Linked DNA regions of Mus musculus: all the other regions are linked to region 2. Evidence: chromatin loops called from intact Hi-C (ENCODE). Cell type or tissue: heart. All regions are shown on one strand.

The links. Peaks named below come from ENCODE experiments on the same cell type or tissue, not always from the same donor. Only the 100,000 strongest peaks of a DNase experiment are listed, where the experiment ranks them.
Region 1: it touches region 2 in a loop (6-fold over the local background); 6 of 42 quality-filtered maps call a loop at or near these places.
Region 3: a loop joins it to region 2, with 5 times the contacts of the local background. A loop is called at or near these places in 8 of 42 quality-filtered maps.

Annotation. Positions count from the first base shown.
Region 1 is chr9:122,919,235-122,927,234 of GRCm38, reverse strand. Zfp105 (zinc finger protein 105) reads right to left here and starts at 4,157. Exons shown (of 4, transcript NM_009544.2): 1 at 4,017-4,157; 2 at 1,939-2,227; 3 at 781-925. The coding sequence starts at 2,127. In heart, no CTCF peak of the experiment used is centred here; a DNase peak (open chromatin) is centred at 4,174; H3K4me3 peaks cover 1,530 bases; H3K27ac peaks cover 1,100 bases.
Region 2 is chr9:122,862,395-122,870,394 of GRCm38, reverse strand. It overlaps Zfp445 (zinc finger protein 445), which reads left to right and starts at 4,389. Exons shown (of 7, transcript NM_001359935.1): 1 at 4,389-4,481. In heart, no CTCF peak of the experiment used is centred here; a DNase peak (open chromatin) is centred at 4,394; H3K4me3 peaks cover 2,688 bases; H3K27ac peaks cover 1,627 bases.
Region 3 is chr9:122,801,000-122,808,999 of GRCm38, reverse strand. Topaz1 (testis and ovary specific PAZ domain containing 1) reads right to left here. Exons shown (of 20, transcript NM_001199736.2): 20 at 6,865-7,152. The coding sequence ends at 6,933. It overlaps Tcaim (T cell activation inhibitor, mitochondrial), which reads right to left and starts at 3,453. Exons shown (of 11, transcript NM_001013405.2): 1 at 3,312-3,453; 2 at 164-233. The coding sequence starts at 222. In heart, no CTCF peak of the experiment used is centred here; DNase peaks (open chromatin) are centred at 3,239 and 3,349; H3K4me3 peaks cover 1,670 bases; H3K27ac peaks cover 1,326 bases.

The DNA.
Region 1 (8,000 bases), 57 kb before region 2:
TTGCTTTCTTCCACTACATGGGTCTCAGGATCAAACTTAGGTCATCAGGAGTCTTTACCTATTTTGCTGTCTCACTAGTCCTAAAGTTGCTTTTAAAAATTATTTCATTTTATTTTATGTGTATTGGTGTTTTGCCTACATGAATTTTTGAGGGAGTCCACTGGAACTGGACTTATAGACAGGTGTGAGCTGCCATTTGGGTGCTTGGAATTAAACCCAAGTCCTCTGGGAGAACACCTAGAGCTCTTACCTGTCGAGCCTTTTCTTAAGATTTAAGACATTTAAGACTGAGGATGTAACTTGATTGGTGAATGGTTTGCCTACCATGAATGAAGCCTTAGATTTAATCCCAGCATACATGGGAGCACCTGGGAGGTAGAGACAGGAGTCCAACACTCAAGGTTAGGGTTAGTCTTGTCTATTTAGTGAATTCTGGGCTAGTGTGGGCCATGGGACCATCTCAGAAAAGAAAATGAAAATAAATGTACAGAGCACTATCCTTTGTTTGCAACTTATAAATAACCATAAAACACATGAAGACATGGGTTTACATGTGTGTGGACATGAAAAGTTCTGAACAGTAAGCATGATGAAAAAGTGAGGTTAGAATTCAGCTCTGTGGCCTTTAGCCTGTGTGAAACGAGTCACGCACCGTGGCAACCATGCGAGCAGCTCTGAACGATTGACAGGGTCAACACTTCACACTATGTGACTCAAAAAGAGAAAGCAGACACCCATCCACAGTCTTAATGCGACTGAGACCAGGGAGCTGAACTTTACCTGTTGGGGTTGGGTTCCCATGAAGCTCCAGGATTTGACTCTCGGCCAGAGTCCCTGCCAACGAGTAGCTCCCAAAGGGTGAAGCAGCAGCAGCCTCCTGTGTTGCTTTTAGCACCACTGCCATTTCCCGGAACATTTCCTGACCCTAGAAACAAATGATATAGTTTGTTTATGAAGGGACTGAAGACTGGAGCACTGTGATTATAGCTTCAAGGATGAAAACCCATTCCTGGAGATCACAGAGACTAGGTTGAAGGAGACCTGGGTGGAGAAGCAAAGCTACCACTTTGATTTGTAACATCACTCAGCTCTACAACACACACCCTATACTGTTGGTAAATCCTAGCTTAGACCAGCAGGGTGTGTGGCTTTAAGGAGCTTAGATCGCACAGCGCTCACCTCACACTATAGAAATTAGGTGTGCTGGCACAGATCTATAAGCCCAGCACATGGGGAGTGGCTGTAGATGGATCAGAGCTTTAAGGTCACCCCTGGTTAATAGAGTTTGAGGGCAGTACTGGGACACATTTTTCAGCAGGATTTTCTGCTCCCCAAAGATCAAACCTACCTAGGTTCTGGTCATATACTCTCATAGAGAGCTCTGGAAGACCTTTGAAAGAACGTGGGGTGTGCTTGAAACCACTAAGGGCAAGCCAAAGTGTGGCAATGCATGCCCTTAATACCAGTACATGGGTAGTGAAGGCAGGAGACTCAGGAACTCAGGCCAGGCTGAGCTGAACTATTTGCCTATAGATGAGCAGTATCTGCAGCAACATCCCAGACCTCGTACACCCAATTACACTTGCATCAACACCTCAGAGGACAGACACTAACTATGATAAGGAACTGGATGGAGTCACCAAATGTATTTGTAAAAACACAGAAACCCAGGTCTTATTCCCAGAATCTGGTTTGATTAGAATAAGAGTATAATGTGGGCACCAAGATACTGTCACGATCAAGTTCTATGTATCGATGGTTGGAAGCTGCAGACCTACAGAACAACCAGCACATCATTCAGAAGGCAAAGTCTCACTATACTGCAAAGGAATAAAGGTCAGAGCCCTAATCAGGAAAATGGAGTCTGGGTCTGGCAGCAGAGGACCTGTGACACTATTTGGGGTCTGCATTTCTCTTCTCTCCAAGATCATCATTTACCTTTTCCTCATCTTCTGATACACTGATGCTTCCATAAGGACCCTCCCCTGGGGCACAGTCCTTGTCGTTCTCATAGTACACTTGTTGGCTGGATGCCTGACTTATGACACTTTCATCATCTTCTTCCATTTTCACCTTCTCTGGGTCCCAAGAGGCTCTGCCCATGGTCTCTTTCAATTCTGTAGTCATCTTCTCTGTTCAATGCAGGATCCTTGATAGCTGAGGGATACCCAACATCGGTCAAGCTCCATCTAACCTTCAAGTCTCCAGAGCCAAGATGAGCTATTCACTGCAACACCAGAAAAAGAGAGTTAACAGCTAATCTAGCAAGGATAACACACAGCCACTGGTTACTAGTCCTTGGTTGGTGGTCACAGTAAAACAGTAATGTTTCATTCTCCTTCAAATGATAGGGGCTGACTATAAATAACAAAAATAGATGTATAAATCACTTTTTATTTCTGATACAAAATAATATCTTGCCTGGTAGTATACACCTTTAATCCCAGCACTTGTGTCTACACAGACCACCCAGTGCTGCATACTGAGACTCAGAAAGAAAAAGGAAGGAAGGAAGGAAGGAAGGAAGGAAGGAAGGAAGGAAAGAATGAATTAACATTTTAACTGTAAAAACTATTATATAGAAAAAGAGTAAGGAAAAGTTCCAATCCAGTGATAATTATTATTTTACTTACAGTTTTTTTTTTACTATGGGAACTGATTTTGTTTTGTTTTCTTGTTTCCTTGAGACAGAGGTTCTTTGTATAGCCTTGGTTTTCCTGGAACTCACTCTATAGACCAGGCTGGCCTTGAACTCAAGAGATCTGCCTGCCTCTGCCTCCCAAGTGCTGAGGTGTACTACTACTGCCCAGCTAGACGGATTTTTAAAAAGGGGATCTTAGAGAGATTCACTACCAAGGAGAAAAGAATGATTATTTCAGAGAGTATAACTACAAGTACTTTTGAGGTTCTTTTTGTCTGTTTCATTTTTGTAGTTCCCACATCTTCCAAATATTTGATAAGACTAAATTTTGGTTGTAAAACAAAATTACTCATGTTGACCTTGTTTATCCTTATTTTTAATTGTTGCACAAATACTCTATAATTGTCAATAAACACATAAAACTGACCTATACATACTTTCGCATAAACATATACATACACAAATTGGGTGATACCCTACCCAGTCCCCAGTGTGTGCACCTTCAGGCTGCACTTGCACAGGGTTCACCCTTCTGGACTGGTGGTTTTGCTTGTTTCTACCGTGCTGGGAATCCATACAAAGGCCTAATGTATACTAGACAAATGCTCTACCACTGAGCCACAACCAGTTCTTGACTCAATGAGTGTTTTACAAGTCTTGTCTTTCAATATACGCTAGCTACAGAACACACACACACACACACACAATTCTGACACACAATTCAAAAAGATTTTAAATTTACAATCTTTTCTTTAGCAAACGTGGGCTTTATTGCTTATTTTAGTAATAGTTTCCTGTACGAAGAATTCCTTTGACCAGCTGCATTACTCCTTTAGAAGGAACTGCGTGATCACTAGCTTAAGGGTTTATATTTATTGCCAAACGGCTTTCTAAAACAGCATCTAAAGCCAGGCACACGACTACTAATTAACGGGACTTCTTTATTTCAGATAAGCCGACAGGGGTTTTGTTTTATTTTAAATAAAGCCAAACAATCTATTTTAGCTGTATATAAGGAGTTTGAGGTTTGTGCTTCTATCCCTCTTTGGTTCTTTTACTAGAAACCGGTGCTAATGTTTACTAAATTGCCTTATTCTGCTGCTGCTTCAGGGTACTCATATTCATTTTCCAACATCATCTTCACTGTGCAAACTTAAATTCCTAAGTAATGCCACGCTTTTCACCACGGCCTCAAAGAGTAATTCTGGCGGGTTATTCTGGCAGGAGAGCCTCTGAGACTCGTCTCACCACGTGCCTGAGTCTCCTGGCCAGACTGTCGGGCCCCTGGCCCCAGCAGGCCCGAGACATCTGCACAGGCCGCCCTCCTCCATCCCGACCAGCAGGCTCGCCGCCCGGCCCGGACACCCCGAGCTACCTCCCGGCCCCGCGATGGTCGGTGGAGAACAGTCCCGCGCCCCTCGCCGCCCGCTGCGACCGGCTCGCCACGAAGGCCCAACCGGGCCGGTGCCGCTTCGCGGATGAGACTCCAGAGTCTCTCGGCAGCAACGGGGCTGAGAACAATGACCGGACAGGAAGTGCCTTGCGCCGGGCTTCCGGCTCCCCAGGCAGGCCGGCCTCTCTAGGAATCGACGGGGGTCGTACACCTCGGTGCCCAGGGCGGGCAGGGCTTTAGCCCGCCAGGCAGCGGCACTCTCCCAAGCCGAGCCCCTACCTACCAGAGCTGACGATCTTAGAAAATTCCCTCAGCATTTTTATCTTCAAAATATCAAATGGTACAGAAAGGTTGATGGATGGTACAGAGGATACCCCTATCCTTCATCTCGACAATATTTGCCTTAATTCTCATATATAATTAAGGTCAATTTTGGAAATTATAAACAGTAAAACTCTTTATTCCAAGTACACCACCATCATTGCCAATAAGAAAAATTAACAACTATTCATATTCAGATGTACTTAACTGTCTCAAAAGATTTCAAAACCGTTAGAAGTGGTGGTGCACACCAGCACACAGAGCCATACCATAATCTTGTGGATCTCTGTGCACTGGAGGTTGGCCTGATCTACATAGTGAGTTCCAGCTTAGCCAGGGCTACATAGAGAGACCGGGTCCTCAAAACAAAAATCAAACCTAACAATAACAAAACTCACAAACATTTCAGGCAGAGATGCCCCCCAAATGAGTTTCACAATACTCCAGTTACCGCTCTTTGGTTTTGTGTGTTTGAAATGATAAACCCAGAGGAAGGCAGCGCCCTTTACTCGGGTTCCTCATTGGGTAAATCTTAAATGATTACACAGTATCATGCCAAGGACTGGTGGCTCACATCTGTGATCCCAGCTCTCAAGAGGCTGGGGCTGGGGCACTAAGAGTTTGAGGCCATAAATGACATCACATAGTATAGGGGAGATCCAGACTCCAAACCCATGTCTTCTGAGCCTAAATCCAGTGCTCTTCACAGGTTGTTCTCAGGCAGCAGAACTGGATCACAACTCTGGATTACACTATTATATAGGTTTTCTGTAGCACCTACACCATGTTAAGAAAATGTATGATGTACATGTTTAGAAACAATGACCAGTTTTTAAATTAAAAAACTTATTTTGCTATCATTTACAACCTCACCATTACCCTTTATGAGACAAACTCAGTTTCTTCAGTCTTAAAGTGCTCCAGAGCCTCTTTCCAGAGTCACAATAAATGATTTGGTACAAACTATCTTTTAATTAGAATTGAGATTGTTTTTCTAGACTTTAGAAACCTAGGTGAAGTTTCTTCAACTTGTCTGTCAGAGCGGTCATGAGTTTTCCCTATTAAGACCTAGGGGGTCATATTCAACAGTTACTTCACTGTGATTGTGTGCTGTTTCACATATGACTGTATTTTTCTTTTTTACTGTTCTGGGTTCAAATCCAGTGTCTTAGTTAGGACATTTCTGCTGTGAACAGATATCATGACCAAGGCAACTCTTATAAGGACAACATTTAATTGGGGCTGACTTACAGGTTCAGAGGTTCAGTCCATTATCATTAAGGCAGGGACATGGCAGCATCCATGCAGGCATGGTACAGGAGGAGCTGAGAGTTCTACATCTTCTGAAGGCTGCTAACAGAATACTGGATTCCAGGCAGCTAGGATGAGGGTCTTATAACCCACACCCTCAGTGACACACCTATTCCAACAGGGCCACACCTTCTAATAGTGCCGGGCATATTCAGACCATCACACCCAGGATCTCGTGTATGCTGGTAAGCACTCTTATACTAATGCATATGCCTAGCCCTACCTAGATTTCCCGAATCTCTGTTTGGGACTCAATGGACTCATATTTGCAGCCCAAATAATTCTCCCACAGTATGAACTTTTGTTATTGATGAAGTCTTGAAGTCCATAAGAATTCCTTTGTGAACCCCACACACTCATGGTAATTTTCATCTGTGTGAACTTTCTGTTGTACAGTGATGTTTTATTTTTTGCCTAAAAACTTTATTACAATCATTACACCCATAGGATTTCTCCCCTGTGTGAATTCTATGCTGGCCAATTACATTTCTCTTGGAGGCAAAAGATTTGCTGCGTTTCTCACACTCATAAGGTTTTTCCTCAGTGTGTATTCTCTGCTGTACCACCAAATTCTCATTCTGGCTAAAATCTCTTTGACACTTTCCACATTTATAAGTTTATTTCCTCCAGTGTGAATTCGTTGATGGACCGACCATAAGATTTCTGCTAGGGGTAAGGATTTTTCTGCATATATGACATTCATAAGATTTTTTTTCCCCACACTGTGAATTCGTTGATGTTCAGTAAGGTTTCTGTGTGGGTAAAGCCTTTCCACACTCACTGCACTCACAGGCGTCTTACCACTGTGGATTGCTTTATGCTCAGTGAGGTTCCTGACTGAACTGAAAGCTCTCCTATACTCACTACATTCAAAGGGCTTTTCTCCAGTGTGGACTCTACAGTACGAGCAGGCTTGAATGATAACACCTTCCCACAGTCCTCACACTTGAATGCTTTCTCCTGGGTGTGGAGCTTGTGCTTGTGAGGGACCATGAAACTTTTGGTCATAATAAAGGCTTTCCCACACTCTCCATTTATATGGCTTCTCCCCGTGACGGAGTCTCTCATGGTCAGAAAGGTCTCTGTTGAGTCCACAGTCTTTGCGCTCATGGAGAGTCTCTCCAGTGTGGAAGCTTCCATGGAAAATGAGGCTCTTCTTCGGAATAAAAACTCTCCCACACTCCGTAGGACTTTTCTCCATTGTGGAGTCTCTGATGTCGCACAGATAAGCACTCTGGCTAAAGCTTCATCACACTGGGTGCATTTGTAAGGCTTCTCTCTGCTCTGCATTCTTATATGGTCAGTGAGGTTTGACTTGGAACTAAACATCTCCCTACTTTTTACAACCAAAGTTTTTCTCCTCTGTTTGGGCTCTGCTGTAAGAGGAGGGTTTTACTTAGAATGAAAACTTTTCCACATTCCTTACACTTGTAAGAGTCTCTGTACTGTGAAGTCGCTGATCTGAGCAAATGTTTTCCCACATTCAACACATTTATAGGCGTTGAGTCCTGCCTCCCTCACAAAGCTGAAGCCATTTTGCTCCATGCCCACCAGCTATTTCATACTGTTGTTGTAATATGCCTGCCAGTCTTTGATAACTTGACTCAGAGGAGGGTCATGCTGACCACACACCCTGTTATATGTCCTGTATGTTATGTGGCTTGTTAACCTTAAGAAATCCCACAACTATTAGCTTCATGTAGGACCCATCAAACTAAAGGTCAACGTAAACTGGTAGTCTAAAATAGTTTGAGTCAGGGCTGACCACCGGGCAGCACTTTTCTGCACCTGCATATGAGCTCAATGTGGTTTTTGTGGTTTTAGCCTTCATAAGCTGGCCCTGAGAAATGTTTGAGGTCGCAGCTCCCAGCTCCTGAGTCTGAAGCTGCATTCCTGATCCATTAGTCTTTTTTTAAAATAATATTTATTTATTTAATGTATATGAGTACACTGTAGCTGTCTTCAGACACACCAGAAGAGGGCATCAGATCCCATTACAGATTGTTGCGAGCCACCATGTGGTTGCTGGAAATTGAATTCAGGACCTCTGGAAGAGTAGTCAGTGCTTTTAACTGCTAAGCCATCTCTCCAGCCCCCCTGATCCATTAGTCTTAGAGTGTGCGTTCAATACATTTCCCTGTCTGACTGAGATTGGTGTTCATGTGTTCATGTGGTTTGTGGGGTGACTCCTCAACCCCAACAACAGGGCTTTTCCCCAGAGTGGATTCTCTGGTGCAGGATAAGGCTCTTTTTTTTAGAATGAAAGCTTTGTGAGACTTATTGCTTTTATAGGGCTTTTCCCCTTTGCAGAGCCTCTGGTGTTGAGTAAGGTGA
Region 2 (8,000 bases):
TTGGGGCTCAGATCCACTTCCTTTCTGAGGGCCCTCAATTGAGGGGACCCGTTGGAGAACCTGTCCAGGTCCTTACTATTAGACTAGAGGATGAATACAATTTGAGATCAAAACCCATAAGACACAGGACATTGCTTGGTGACTGGAAAAGTTTCCTCTTGCTTGGGATGAAACAGCCGGGCTAGGACAGGCATGTCTGCAGGCTCCTGTGTTTGTGGATCTTAAGACCTAGGCTGATCCTGTCTCAGTGCACCAGTACCAGATGCTGGGGGAGGCACGAGAAGGTATTAAGCCTCACATTGACAGGCTGTTACAACTGGGGGTCCTGTGCAAGTGTCGCTCTGCTTGGAACACACCCCTGTTTCCTGTTTAAAAAAAAAGCCTGCTACTCAGGACTATTGCCCCATGCAAGATCTGAGAGACATGTGCAACTTATTGGTTGACTGCCAACAGAAGGCAGAAGCTGCAGTGGTACGGCAGGTACACCTTTGAGACTGCACATGTGCTCAGTGCCATTTATCAACAACAGGGACTCCTAACCTTAGAAGGCAAGATCATGAGAAACACACCAGAGATGGTTGCCCTACTACAGGCCCTTTTTAAACTGGAAAAATTGAGTATAATCCATTGCCCTGGAAACCAGAAGGGCAAGGACCCCATAGTTAGTGGGAACCGCCTGGCAGACAGGGTGGCAAAGGAAGGAGCGAGGAAAGAAACAAAGACTATACTCTTGACAAACCACCCAGAAGAAGAGAGCTCAGATTGGAACTTGAGAAATGGCTGGCTACCACCTAGGTATACTAATCATAAGCTTAAGCTGATGAAAGAGTGTCCCACTATTTGGACAAAAGTGGACATTGGAAGAATCACATTGAAGGGAAAAACCATCCTACCAGAACATCAGGCCCTTGAACTGTTTACACAAATGCACAGATATACCCACCTTGGTAGTACAAAGCTAGAACAGGTGATCAAGGGGTTAGGTATAGGTACTTTTAAATCTAGGAAAACTAGCAGACATGATAGCCAGAAATTGTGAAGCTTGTCAGAAGGTAAGCGCCTATCCCACTGTCTTAGTCAGAGTTTCTATTCCTGCACAAACATCATGACCAAGAAGCAAGTTGGGGAGGAAAGGGTTTATTCAGCTTACATTTCCACACTGCTGTTATCACCAAAGAAAGTCAGGACTGGAACTCAAGCAGGTCAGGAAGCAGGAGCTGATGCAGAGGCCACGGAGGGATGTTCCTTACTGGCTTGCTTCCCCTGACTTGTTCAGCCTGCTCTCTTATAGAACCAAGACTACCAGCCCAGAGATGGCACCACCCACAAGGGGACCTCCCCCCTTGATCACTAATTGAGAAAATGCCCCACAGCTGGATCTCATGGAGGTATTTCCTCAACTGAAGCTCCTTTCCCTGTGATATCTCCAGCCTGTGTCAAGTTGACACAAAACTAGTCAGTACAATTGACCCCTTGTCAACTTGACACACAAACACATCACTAGTAAGCTTCAACCCTTAGTTCTTATTCATCCCCAAGATCTAAATAACTTTAAATGTCCCACAGTCTTTACATATTAAAAGTTCAATCCCTTTAAAATATCCAATATCTTTTAAAATTCAAAGTCTTTTGGAAATTCAAAGTCTCTTAATTGTGGGCTCTACTAAAATATTTTCTTCCATCAAGAGGGAAAAATATCAGGGCACAGTCACAATCAAAAGCAAAAATTAAACTCCAACTGTCCAATGTCTGGGATCCAACTCAGGATCTTCTGGGCTCCTCCAAGGGCTTGGGTCACTTCTCCAGCCCTATCCCTTGTAGTACACAGCTTGTCCCCTAGGCTCCAGATGCCTGTACTCACTGCTGCTGCTGTTCTTGGTGGTCATCTCATGGTACTGGCATCTCCAAAACAATGCATGACCCCTTTAGTCCTGGGCCATCAACTGCAAATGAGGCTGCACCTTCACCAATGGCCTTCCATGGCCTCTCACAGTGCTGAGCTTCAGCTGCTCTGTGTGACCCCTTCATGCCTTCAAAACCATGGATAACTCTTACACATTACTAAGTCCAGCCACAGCACAAGGTACAACCTTGGCTATCTCTGGAACACAGCCTCTGTGCTCTCAGAAAACACTTCCCAGAAGATGTTACCTCAATGATGCTGGTCTTTTCTTAATCACAGCTAATTTCTTAGCTCCAGCTAACCAGCATTAATAGACCCAGTGATGCAAAGTTTTCACTTTAGTAGTTCTGGTATCTTGTTAATCACAGCTGATTCTTCAGCCCCAGCTAACCAGAACCACAGAATCTTCACAATCCAAAATAGCAATGGCCCTGAAAAGAGTCTTTAATTTTCCCTCAGAAATTTCACAAGCCAGGCCTCCATTTTCTGCACTGTTCTCAACAATATCTTTCAAGCTCCTACACAACATCTCACAGAGCTCTTAACATCGAATGGATCTTCTTCTGGCCCAAAGTTCCAAAGTCCTTCCACAGTCCTCCCCAAAACATGGTCAGGTTGTCACAGGAATACCCCACTATGCTGGTACCAATTTCTGTCTTAGTTAGGGTTTTACTGCTGTGAACAGACACCATGACCACGGCAAGTCTTATAAAAAAACAACATTTAATTGGGGCTGGCTTATAGGTTCAGAGGTTTAGTCCATTACTATCAAGGTAGGAGCATGGCAGCATCCAGACAGGCATGGTGCAGGAGGAGCTTAGAGTTCTGTGTCTTCATCCACCCACTAAGGCACCATCAGGAAAAGGCTACGGGATAATCATCCTGGAGTATTTTGGGAAGTTGATTTTATTGAAGTCAGACTAGGAAAATATGGGTATAAGTACTTCCTAGTCTTTGTAGATACTTTTTCTGGATGGGTAGAAGCCTACCACACCAAGAGAGAAACCGCACAGATGGTCATGAAGAAGATACTAGAAGAGATACTTCCTTGATTTGGTATGCCTAAAACCATTGGCTCAGATAATGGGCCAGCCTTCATTTCTCAGGTAAGCCAGGGAGTAGGTAAATTACTGGGCACAGATCGGAAATTCCATTGTGCATACTGTCCCCAAAGGTCAGGGCAGGTAGAAAGGATGAATCAGACCCTGAAGGAGACCTTAACCAAACTGTTGGTAGAGACTGGTACAGACGGGGTGTTGCTCCTTCCCATGGCATTGTTTAGGGCCAGAAATACTCCCTATCATTTCTATCTAACTCCCTTTGAGATCCTGTATGGGACCTCCACTCCCTTGACCCTGGCTCTTAATGCTCCCCCAACCCCAGAGTGACTTTTCAAGCTGACACAGATCTTATGGCTCGATTGCAAGCTTTCCCGATCAGCCACCAGGAACTGTGACACTAAACTTAGTGCCCTGATTAACGGAGGTACCTCAGAGATTCCACACAATTACCAAGTTGGAGATCACCCGCAAGGCCAAAGAAACCATGAGATGGCTGTGGTGTATCTTTCTTCTCGTGCTGAGCCTCAGCACCCCACCCAACCCTACCAAAGTGACTTGGCAAGTACTTCCAGCCACTGGGGATGTGGCTTGGTCCACTACAGAGGAACACCTGCCTTATACCTGGTGGTTGGACCTTGTCTTTGATTCCTGGGATATCCCTACCCTAGAGACACAGCGGGAGGAATTACCTGAATGTATAAAAACTGCTTGTAATAGCCATTCGGGTTCGCCTTCTAGTCGCTTGACTTGAGGGACTAATTGAAGGTCGATCCTTCGTGCCGGAAAGTAAACCTCTTGCTTTTGCATCAATCTGTATTTTGGTGTCTCACTAGAGAATGTCACAAAGTAAGTACCACTGACCGAAGGTCATGGTCTTACAGTTTAGGTAGGAAGAGTGAAGGGGGAGAGCAAGACCTGCTAGTGCCATGTTTGCCATTTGGGCCTGTTAGTGCCCTGGTGTAGTTCCTGCACCAGTCTCAGATCGTTTAACCTTTACTCAATACACAGGGAGATAAGAGGCTGCTTCTCAACAGTGTCCCTTCCATACCACTCATCTAGATAATGCTCTTCTTACTGAGGGACCCTAAGGATTTTTTTCCAGTCACACGCCTTCCTTACAGCCTCTCACTTCTGCCGAGGGTGAAGGCTATGCCAAGTTTCATTCTCCACCCACAGGAACTTTCTTGAGTAAAATAATTCTCAGAATGACCCTCTAGGAAGTCCCAGGTAGGGTCCAAATGTGAACCTCTGACGGAGGATTAGGGTTTTACATTATCTCCAGACACAGCGGACAGGACATGGAAGTTAGACCTTCAGCCTTACTGCCAAGCCAGTGCCTAGACATCAAAGGCGCCAGGGAGGCATTTGGGCGGAGAGCAGCTGAGATGGCATTCCTCCGGGCTTCCTAGATAGACCTCAGAAGCGTACTTCCGCTCTCGCAGAGAGGCCCGCGGAGGAAGTGGGCCCTGGGAGCGAACAGCCATTAGGAAGAATGCTGAGTGCTCCGGCGTGAGTCGGTGAGCGGCTGGGAGGTCGGGTGCAGGAGCGGGCGGCGGGGCACAGTTGCGGTGACCTGGCCCGGGCGGCGTCACGGCCCAGGGCGGTTCTGCGGGGAGCGGGACGATCGGAGCGGTGTTGTCCAGCAGTCCGGTGTCCGCCATTATGACTCTCGGTATTCTTGACAAACTCCACACGTAGGTCCATGTTTGACTGTGTGGGTCGGTTATGCTATTGCCTTAAAAACATAAAAATTAAAAAAAAAAAAAAAGCCCTGCGGTTGTGATGTAAAATGTTTGAGATTTTAAAAAAAGCTTCGAACAGCTTGGTGTGATAGCTCCGGCCTGTAATCCCCGCTACTGAGGAAGCGGAGGCAGAAAGACCGGGAGCTTGGGCAATTTAATGAGCCCTTCTCTCAAATTTTAAAAGTAATAAAGGTAGAAATGTTTTCTAAGCTGAGAGGGCACGTTTGAAATTCAGCTTTGATAACGCACTTGAAAGCTGAAACGTGCTCACAGTCCCAACCTTATTTATATATATATTATATATTTGTGTGTGTGTGTGTGTCTTCTAGTGTTCAAGGAGTATTTTGTAATGTCCGAGTTGCTTGAGAGTAAAATGATTTAAATAAATAAATAAATAAAGCAAGAAAGTGAACTGATGGGGGAACCCATTTAGCTTTAGGTGACTTCATTTCGTGAGCTTCATTTTCTGGCTCTCCAGCCCAGCAGTGCTTCATTCTTAATACAGCTTCAGAAAGTCCATTGTTCTAATTATCTAAGCTTTGGAAACCTATGTTATAGAAACTTTGAAACTTCTGTCACCGGTTCTGCCCCGGTACAATGCAATTGTTGGTTTGGGCTTCCCTAACCTCCCCCTCTTATATTAGCCTGGAACTCATACATCAAACATGTGGGCAGACTGGCATAGAACTCATAGAAATCCACCTATTTCTACTTCCTCAGTGCTGGGGTTAAAGGTGTGTGCTGCCACACTTGGCCCTACATCTTATTTTTGTTTGAGTGCATGTATATGTGTGGCAGTGTACCTGTGGGGATTAGAAGACAACTTGTGGGTGTCTTTCCTGCTGCTGTGTTGGCTCTTGCGATTGAACTCAGGTTCAACTGAACTACACAGTCTTGACACTAGATAACTTTACTCAGTGGTCCATCCTATAGGCTGTTCCTGCCTAACTTTCCTGGGTAGTACTGTTCATTACCAAGCATAGCCATACTTAAGACCTTGACAAAAATAAAATAAAACAAATAAATGATTTTGTTATGTAAATGTTTCACTGTATGTGCCTATATGCCATGTGTGTACCTGGTGCCTATGGAAGTCTGAAGAGACTGTCAGATCTCTTAAGACTAGACTTACAGGACTGTTGTAAGCTTGCAGGTGGGCACGGGGAATTGAACTATGGTCAGCTAGGCTCCTGGGGAAGCAGTGGTCAGTGCTCTTAAATCAACAGCCCACCTCTCCAGTCCCTAAAATCTTTTTTGAAGTATTTTGTTACTTGAAATATTAGAATGTTCTTATATCTGATGTTTTCCTGTGCTTAGATAAGGTTGATGTGTTCTTGTTACTGGCACTTGTGACATTTCACCACTTTAAAATATGTGTTTAATTTTGTAATTTGTACTGTTTGAGGGGGAAAGAATTTTGAATTCTGCATTCAAGTATTCTGTTTCTTCTCAACATTCCCTTCCTGATTAGCATCTTGTCTGTAGCAGTGAGCTTGGTGTTCTACATTTTTTTATTGGGAGGCCTTGTGAGGAAGATTTCCTCTCTCCTTACTTTGTTGTTTGTTTTTGAGATAGAGTCTCACATAGCCCTGGCTGGAACTTGCTTTACCTCCAAGTAACAAAAGTCTGCCCTCCTCTGTCTCCTAAGTGATGGGATTAAAGTCATGTTACTAGCTGACTTGGCTATTAACGAAGCTTCTTAAAATATAATCAGTTTATATCAGTGTGAACTTCTGACCCCACTGCTTTGTTTTGAGACAGGGCCTTACTTGTTATGTAGTCAGCCCAGGCTGGCCTTGAATTCCTTATCTTTCTGCCTCCACTTTCCAAGTGCTGAGATAATAGGCATCATCACCATGCCTGGCTTGCTTCAATTTTTGTTAAATTTAATTTACTATTACTGTGTGTGTGTCTGTGTGTCTCCGTGTGTGTGTGTGTGTCTGTGTGTACAATGTACTAAAGTGGGCATAGAGTCAGTGTGTGTGTGTGTGTGTGTACACTAATGTTGGCATGGAGTCAGTTCTTTCCACTTTTATGTGGGTTCTGGGGATGGAACTCAGGTTGCTGGTGAGGTAAGTGCTTTTACCTCTCTGCCCCTGCTTAAGTATATAATTTTTGCCTTTCACTAATTTTCTGATACTGCAAAACACTTGTATTTTCTCTGTCTAGCATGGCATCAGCCACTTCTTCACAGAGCCCTGATTCTTTTATTGGAGATTGGTATTTAGAAAGCAAGTTGTGGACATTCTAGGCATCATCACTATAATCATTATCTCAGTCTAGGTTTACTTATCTGTATCTAAGTGAGTGTATGCAGACGTGTATGTGTGTTTATGTATGTTTATACGTACATACAGAGTCCAGAAGAACAGTGATCCCTTCGAGCTGGGGTCTAACAGACTCTTGGCCTCTTATGTAGGTGCTAGAATCAGAACCTCAGTCCTTGTAATTACAAGTTCTTGTAACCACGGAGGCATTTCTACAGTCCCATATAGTCTTACTGCTTAATTGCTACATCAATTTCAATATTATTTTTAAAATTCTATCATGTAACTAAAGCAGACAGCTCTACCTCCTTCAGATTCTGTTTCTATATATGCTTTTCTTTAATCTATGTTTGTTCTCCACCAATACCACACTGGCTTGATTTCTGAAGCTATCTCTATGGCCATAAGTCTTGAAAATCAAGTAAGATGGCTAAGTGTGTAAAGGCACCTGAGCTTGGTCCTTGAAACCCAGAGAATGACTCATGTAAGTTGACCCCTGACCCCTCAGCATGTATGCTGTGACACATAGCACCCAGACACACAAAATAAAAAATTAACAAATTCAGGTATATCTATTTCTTCCACTTTAGTGATCAAAGTAATTTTTAGCTAATCCCTTTTGCCTTTTAATATAAATTGTAGTATCATCTTTACATTGCTCTTCTCCTGCCAAGCATCTTTTCTCCTTTTCCCTGCAGTTCTGGGATTAACTCCAGGGACTTGTATGTGTTAGGTAATTGTTCTACCACTAAATTGCATTCCCAGCTTCCCTCCCATCCTCCCGAGATTCTGATAGGAAATAAACTAAACATCAACTTGGTAAGAATTGATAGCTTTTCATGCTATATCTCCCAATATGTGACTGTAGTATGGTGCGTCTGTCTGCATATTTAGATGCTCTTTGACCTTTTTTATCAGCCACTTGTGTTTTCTAGCCCTATGAATGTGTTAACTATATTTCCACCCTAGGTCTCAGTCCGCAGGTGCTCATGCACATGTGTCTTCTCACACATCCTCGAGAACCTAG
Region 3 (8,000 bases), 61 kb after region 2:
TTAGACAGTTCGGCTACTCTTATTAGTTTTCTTTCTTTCTTTCTTTTTGTTCCTGCCTAAAACCATAAAATGATACAGTTTTGAGATCTGAAAAGCAAGTTGAAATTAGCTCAATACACAACAGACCCTCCTCTAAACAAACAGAGTGGACCACAGCGCTTACCTCCTCAAAGGCCTCAAGTGGCAAAACATTTCCGAATAAGCACGCCAACTTCCAAGCATCCATTAATTGCCTAATGGACAAAGTGAACAGAAGAGCTGAACAAGTGAAAGGTTAAAAACGTATCACCACCATGTTACCATCCTCAAAGTGAAATGCTAAAGAATTAACCTAATAAAATATTTAAAAACGTTTTACGTGTGAGGATGTGGTTTAGTTATTTTTCTGTTGCTGTGATTAAAAAACAAAACAAAACCCTGCAATATAAGAAGAGTTTATTTTGGCGTAGTTTCAGGAGGGGATACAATCCGTATGTGTGTGTGTGTGTGTGTGTTGTCCTTCTTCCAACTTCCTAACCTTCTGTAACCTTCTGGAAGAGTGCTACAAGCTACTTATGACTTTCTTTTGTTCTGTGACTAAAAGCCCATGTAACTGCTTTTATGTTAGAATATATTATTCAGGGAAAACTGAATATATCTTCCCAGGCTATAGTCATTCATATTTGATATGTAATATGAACACTTTCTATAATTACTACCTTTGTGGGAAGAGATTTTTTTTTCTGTTAGCACCCTTAGCTTAAATGAAAGCCTTTTCTTAATAAGTTCTTCTGCAGTGTAAATCAAGATCTCAGCTTCAACTGAGTAAAATCCTTGAAAGAACTCAGTCTGTCTCTTCAATTGCTGCAGTCAGTTACACAGAGAATCAAAGACTCAGAAGATTGGAGACACTGCTTTAGCACAGGGGCAGGTTCTGGGAAACGCTAGAGATACCAGACCTAACAGTCTATTGCAGCTATGTCAGCTGCAGGAGTTCTGTCTGCAGACAGATTCTCATGACGGCTACCAGTACTCCACAGAATACACTGCCCTTCCACTTAGAGAAAACCTCAGGTAGGCTACAGATGGACAAGAGGCACTCCTAACTCTCTCATCAGACTCAGAAGGCATTCTGAGTCCTTAATTTATCACTTCACCAGTGCTTCCATGTTAGGTCCAGGGTAAAACAACGAGCATTTGTTGTGTTCACTAAACTTAGTTTGAGGAAAGGGTAGAGAAGCAGGACACAGACACAAGTAGATAACTGTAAAACAAAGCAGTAAATGCAATGATTCCGACTTTCAGAGTAACAGGAGACTTCCTGAGGCTACACCTATAGGGCAGGGAGGGCACCCTGGAGAGCCTTGTCCTAAAGAAATGATCTACTGTGTGGACAGAAGGTAGATATGGAAGGATAAAATTCGTTTACAAGCCAGTATAAATGACTACCCGAATCTACTTAATAGTGGTATTATTTTCTGTTCCATTCCTTCCTTTCTTTCTTCAAGGTCTGCAACTCTCTACGTAGCTCAGGCTGGTCTGGAACTTGCTTTGTAGATCTAACAGCCTCTGTCCATTATTTTTGACAAGCACAGAAATTATCAAATAGAGGTCTTCAACACTGAGCTTTGGCCCCTTGGCACAATCTGTATTTGAAAGTAACTTATTTCAATTAACTTAACTTCACACTAACTTCACTTTAGTTATGGTTTCCCTTTGTAACTATCTTGGAATTTTTCTTTAGAAAAAAAAATTCTTCTCTCAAGTAATGATAAAACCATACCTAACTACCTTTCTTTTCTTTTCCTTTCTGTTTGTTTGTTTGTTTGTTTGTTTTTGGAGACAGGATATCACTTTGTAGACTTGGCTGGCATCCAACTCAGAGAGATCTACCTGCTTCTGCCTCTGGAGTACTGGGATTAAAAGCATGCACCCTCTCACCCAGAGACCAGGATTTAAAAAAAAAAAAATGCTTTTAGGCTTTCTACTTAGAGTAGGGAACCAAGTAAACAACCAGAGCAAAACCAGGAGACAGTATTAGACATATCAATGATAACAAGTTCCATTTGTTTGTTTTTGGAGACAAAGTTTCTCTGTGTAACACCCCTAGCTGTCCTGGACCTCATTCTGTAGACCATGCTGGCCTTGAACTCACAGAGATCCAACTGTCTCTGCCTCCTGTTGCCTCCCATTGCTGGGATTAATGACACTCCACCATCGCCTGGCTAGATAACAAATTCTTTAGCTTTCCTTTTGTATCTTGCTGGAGAGTTAAATCATAACTACAAACTCTACAGTTTCAAGAAGGATTCAGGCACTTCTGGCCCAGCCTGACCTAATATATACAGGCACTGGTGCTACTCCAAGGTCCAATTACACCCACTGAACCCTAAGATCTGGCACAAGAGAAAAAATTACGACAAAAACTCTTCGGACCTGCTGTTGCCCCCTCAAACCATTTTCATCTTATAGGTTAGTGTAGGGCATGTCTTCTGGGCCTTTCCATTATGAGGGATCAGGTTTTTCAGAGAGTACCCACTCTAGCACTGCAATTTCCCTGAGCTTAAAACTCCTTCATCAACACTAAGCCAAGGGATGGCAGGCATCTCCAGTTCCTTTTCAGTAGGCCATCTGTAGACAAATCTAACCAACCAACCAGCCAACCAAACTTTGACACCTTTTTAAAACTATATGAACTCCACATTAAATCTGGAATCTCCAATCGGTGGTCTCAAACTGATAAAATTCAGCCTGATCCTGTTTCCTTTTACCATTATCCTACAATCTTAAACCCATTCGCACACACACATTCCACAGATGTCTTGAATGAATTAGCACACTCCTTAAGCTCTTTAGTGGTGAAGTGCACTTGAGTAATCTACGCCTCAGACTCCCCTCTGAGAGTCTACTTAGCCATAAGTTTGATTACAGGTCTAGAGGTGAATGGACAGGTCCGCAACTTGGGGTGCAGCTCCTCCCAGGGCCCCACCAGCCTCAAGGCTCTCCCAGCAGCAGCCTAAACCCAGCTCCCATCTGACAGCCTCGCCTACGCCTCAGCACGCACAGGCCAAGGCCTGTGTGGCAAGTGTGGAGTCCCTGGGCAACTTTCGCTCTGCAGGGAGCTCCTGACAGGTCTGGCCCACTGTCTCAGAGGCCTGGGTTCGTGCTTGGACGCCCCGACACTTGGAGCCGGCAGGCCGCACGAACCATGCTCATTGGCTAAGGCGGACCGACCTTCCTCCTAGAACGCCTGCGCAAGGCCGGCAAGCGGCTCCCAGCCAGGACGTCGGCTCTCAGCGGCCTCCCACCCCGCTTCAAAGCGGTGTCCTTACCCCGCTATCTGCGGGTTTCCGAAGGCAGCTTCGGGAGACACAAGCCGGTTCTTCCGGCCGACTAGGTCTGAGGGAGAAAGATGATTGGCAGGCAGGTGGGAGGACGATAAGCAAAGGTAAAGGAGTAGCGGGAGGCAGGGGCGGGGCCAAAGCGCGCACGCGCAGCCCCTGGTGGGGAGGGGGGAAGGGGCGGAGCTATGCAAGGCGCTCTGGTGACGCAGTTCTTGCTGAGCAGCCGTTGGTAGTCTTGGTAGGCTTCCCAGATGCAGCTGAGTGTGAAAGATCCGGTTCCTCTGGCTTACATTTCCCACTTGACTTTTCCTCAATCTAATCTATTTGAGATAGTTTAATTATTTGGGACAGTGGCTCACACTGTAACCCACGCTGGCCTTGAACTTGCGGCAATTCTCCTGCTTCAGCCTCCTACGTGCTTTGATTACAGGCATGACACATCGCGACTCCTTACTAGGCTGTTTTTAAACGTTCAGTGTACTCAGCATGGGCTTTTTACTGCTTTATTGGACGTCTGTAACTGATCTCCAGACCTGCAAATGATGGAATATAAACTGCTTTTCGCTTTGCTACCTCTTGGCTTGGTCAACCAGCAAGAAGCCATCCCACCCCTTCTCTCAGATCTTCATTCTCCTGAAGACGACCTTGCGGCCCACATCGTGTCCTTTGTCTGCAGGAGCATAGTTTACAATTGCCCACCTGTCTCTGAGGCAGTGTGTGCGCCACATGTCACGCAAGCTTAAGAGTGCTGGGACTCAATTTTCCTGCCCTTGTGAGACTGTAGATTTAAGGACACTGCCTCTACCCATTTTGAGAACTCCTTTAAATACTTGTCCCATTTATTACCCTATTTAGGGCTTTTCCCCTCTAGACGACTTGAATTTGTGGCGTACAGTACTATTTAGAGTGAGGACTATGTTAAAGAGAATAGGCTACAGATACTGAAGGTGGTTTCTGAAGGAGTTTTTGTTTTTTGTTTTGAGACGGGATTTCTCCGTGTAGTCCTGTAGACAAGGCTGGCCTTGAAGAGAGATCTGCTGGCCTCTGCCTCCTGAGTGCTGGGATCAAAGGCATGGGCCACCACCACCTGACAACTTCTGAAGTTTTAACTTCTTAGTGTTTTGGGACAATCCTTGTTAGATATTTATATTTTGGCACATTTGTTTAAAATATTTTCATTAGCAATGTCCTTAGTCACATATTATCATAAAGCATACAGTACTGTGCTGCCAGGTCGACCAACAGATGAAAGTGTTTGCTATCAGACCCTCCAGCCTGACCACTGTGGTTTGATTACCGTAACTAGATGGAGGTGGAAGGAAAGAACAGATTCCAAAAACGCTGTCCTGCAAAAATCCACATGGATGTGTGCTCCTCCCACAACGTACACGTAATAGTCATATGAGACCCACTGAAAGGGAGCTGTTAGGAGGGTAACTTAGACATTTGGTGGGGTGCCCTGGATCTTTGTGTTTTCAGTCTGTGCTGCTGCTTTATGTTAACTTCACACATGCTAGAGTCCTTAGAGAAGAGGGAGCCGCGATGGAGAAAACACCTCTGGAGATCACACTGCAGGAAAGCATTTTCTTAGTGACTGATGTAAGAGGTCCCAGCCCACTGTGAGTGGTGCCATCCATGGGCTGGTGGTCCTGGGTTCTAGAAAACAACCCTGAGATTCCACCTCGCAACAGTCTGAATGGCTAAGATCAAAAATTCAGGTGACAGCAGATGCTGGGGAGGATGTGGAGAAAGAGGAACACTCCTCCACTGCTGGTGGGATTGCAAGCTGGTAGAACCACTCTAGAAATCAGTTTGGCTGTTCCTCAGAAAACTGGACATAGTACTACTGGAGGACCCAGCTATACCACTCCTGGGTATATACCTAGAAGATGCTCCAGCATGTAATAAGGATACATGCTCCACTATGTTCATAGCAGCCTTATTTATAATAGCCAGAAGCTGGAAAGAACCTAGATGTCCCTCAACAGAGGAATGGATACATTTGGTACATTTACATAATGGAATACTACTCAGCTATCAAAAACAATGAATTCATAAAATTCTTAGGCAAATTGATGGAACTAGAAAATATCCTGAGTGAGGTAACCCAATCACAAAAGAACACACATGATATACACTCACTGCTAAGTGGATATTAGCTCAGAAACTTAGAATACCAAGATACATTTTGCAAAACACATGAAACTCAAGGAAGACCAAAGTATGGATACTTCTGTCCTTCTTAGAAGGGGGAACAAAATACCCGTGGGAGGAGATACAGAGACAGAGTGTGGAGCAGAGACTAAAGGAATGACCATCCAGAGACTGCCCCACCTGGGGATCCATCCCACATACAACCACCAAACCCAGACAATATTGTGGATGCCAACAAATGCTTGCTGACAGGAGCCTGATATAGCTGTCTCCTGAGAGGCTCTGACAGTGCCTGCCAAATACAGAGGTGGTTCTCTCAGCCAACCATTGGATTGCGCACAAGGTCCCCAATGGAAGAGCTAGAGAAAGGACCTAAGGAGCTGAAAGAGCTTGTAAGCCCCATAGGAGGAATAACAATATGAACCAACCAGTACCCCCAGAGCTTCCAGGGACTAAACCACCAACCAGAGAGTATACATGGAGGGACTCATGGCTCTAGCTGCATATGTAGCAGAGGATGGCCTAGTTGGTCATCAATGGGAGGAGAGGCCCTTGGTCCTGAGAAGGCTCAATGCCCCATTGTAGGGGAATGCCAGGACAGGGAAGCAGGAGTGGGTGAGCTGGTGAGCAGGGGGAGTGGGTGTTATAAGGGTTTTTCAGAGGTGGAGCCAGGAAAGGGGATAACATCTGAAATGTAAATGAAGAAAATATCTATTTAAAAAAAAGGTAGGCCGGGCGTAGTGGAGCACACCTTTAATCTCAGCACTTGGGAGGCGGAGGCAGGCAGATTTCTGAGTTCGAGGCCAGCCTGGTCTACAAAGTGAGTTCCAGGACAGCCAGGGCTATACAGAGAAACCCTGTCTCAAAAAAACAAAAAAAAAAAACAAAAAACAAAACAAAAAAAAAGGCAGGTTGAGGAAGCCATGAGCAAGTCACTAGCAGCCTCTTCCATGGCCTCTGCATCAGCTCCTGCCTCCAGGTTCCTATCCTGCTTGGGTTCATGCCCTGACTTCAGTGATGGACTATGATATGGAAGCACAAGCCAAATAAACAATTTATCCCTGAGTTGCTTTTTGTTATTTTTACTCCAGCAGTAGTACCGCTGACTAGGTCAAAATCAGTCATGGCATTTGGTGACTCTTTAGTTTACTGCACTGCGCACTGTGGGCACTGATGTTTAAATGCACCCAGTGTTGCTTTTTACTCTGAATAAATTACCAAAGAGGAATTTTCCATACTTAGGTCCTTTTAAATTTAAGTAAAAAAGCACTTTAAAAAAATCACTTTTTGTTAATAAAACCATTGCATGTAAATGAAATTTTTTTGCTTGAAAACTATTTGATAATTTCTAGTGTCAATAAGATACAAATGCTGAATACGATGAGTTATTTTTATTCTTTTATTTTCAACAATGATTATTTGAACTTAAAAAGAAAATGCAACAACAACCCTTTACTAATGGTTAGTGAAAAGCCAAACCTTTCCAGCCCACTTCATATTCTCTTTCAGCCATTTCAAAGCAGAACAGTGCTCCAGACTGTACACCTGCTCCTTGTTAATATTGACAGTCATGTGCTTAATGAAAAGCTTGGGGTCCGATATTCGAGCAGCCATGACCAATCTTTCTACTGCAGCTTGATATTCATCCTTGCTTCGAGATTTGCTTTCTTCACATCTATAAAGTGAACCCAAAGGCAGAAATTCTCAGAAACAGCCATGTCATTTCTGTAGGAAATTCATCTGCATTTATTGTTTCTAAACTATCATGGCATTTTTAAGCAGTGATTCTTAAGCTTTTGAACCATGGCTTACAGTATGAGAGACATTTTATATTAGGACCCAGTAGCAATTGTTAGTTTGAGAAACACTGATCTAGAACACAGCTAGTTACCCTATGTGTTTGTATCTTCAAAGCTAGTAAGTATAAATATTAAGGTATATGTTAGTATTAAGTGCAATACAGCTTGAATAATTACAATCACAGTAGAGTTCTCTTGGTATTAGTTGTTTCTAGTTTCAAGCAAGTACAGTTCTCTTGGTATTAGTAGTTTCTAGTTTCAAGCAAGTACTTAATATTCAGCTAGCATGTAGTAACAAGCCGTAGAGCTAAATGGTTTTCTTTGGCCCTGATGGGTACTTTATTAAGTGTTATTTTTTTTGAGCTCCATCTGCATCAATTGTGATTGTGTTTACTGGCATGAAACTTTTATTTTATGGTAGTTTTTCTTGTGAAGAAAGGAAATAGTTAAAATTATTTAAAGTATGAGACTAATTCTTGCCCTTGGTACCTTGCATGTCAGTGAACATCAAGTTCTGAGAATGGTTCTACCCAAATTAACACCAGTGTAGGCTACTTGGTGACCTAAATGAGGCTCATGCTTCAAAAGAAGAATGAGTATCCAAGCACCTTCTAGGGCCTCCTAAATTAGATAAGGCACTTTAGAGCCTGATAGATTGGAAACCTGCACAGGTGGCATATTCCCAAAGTCTAAGAATGGATAACCTATAGAGGTTAGTAACCTA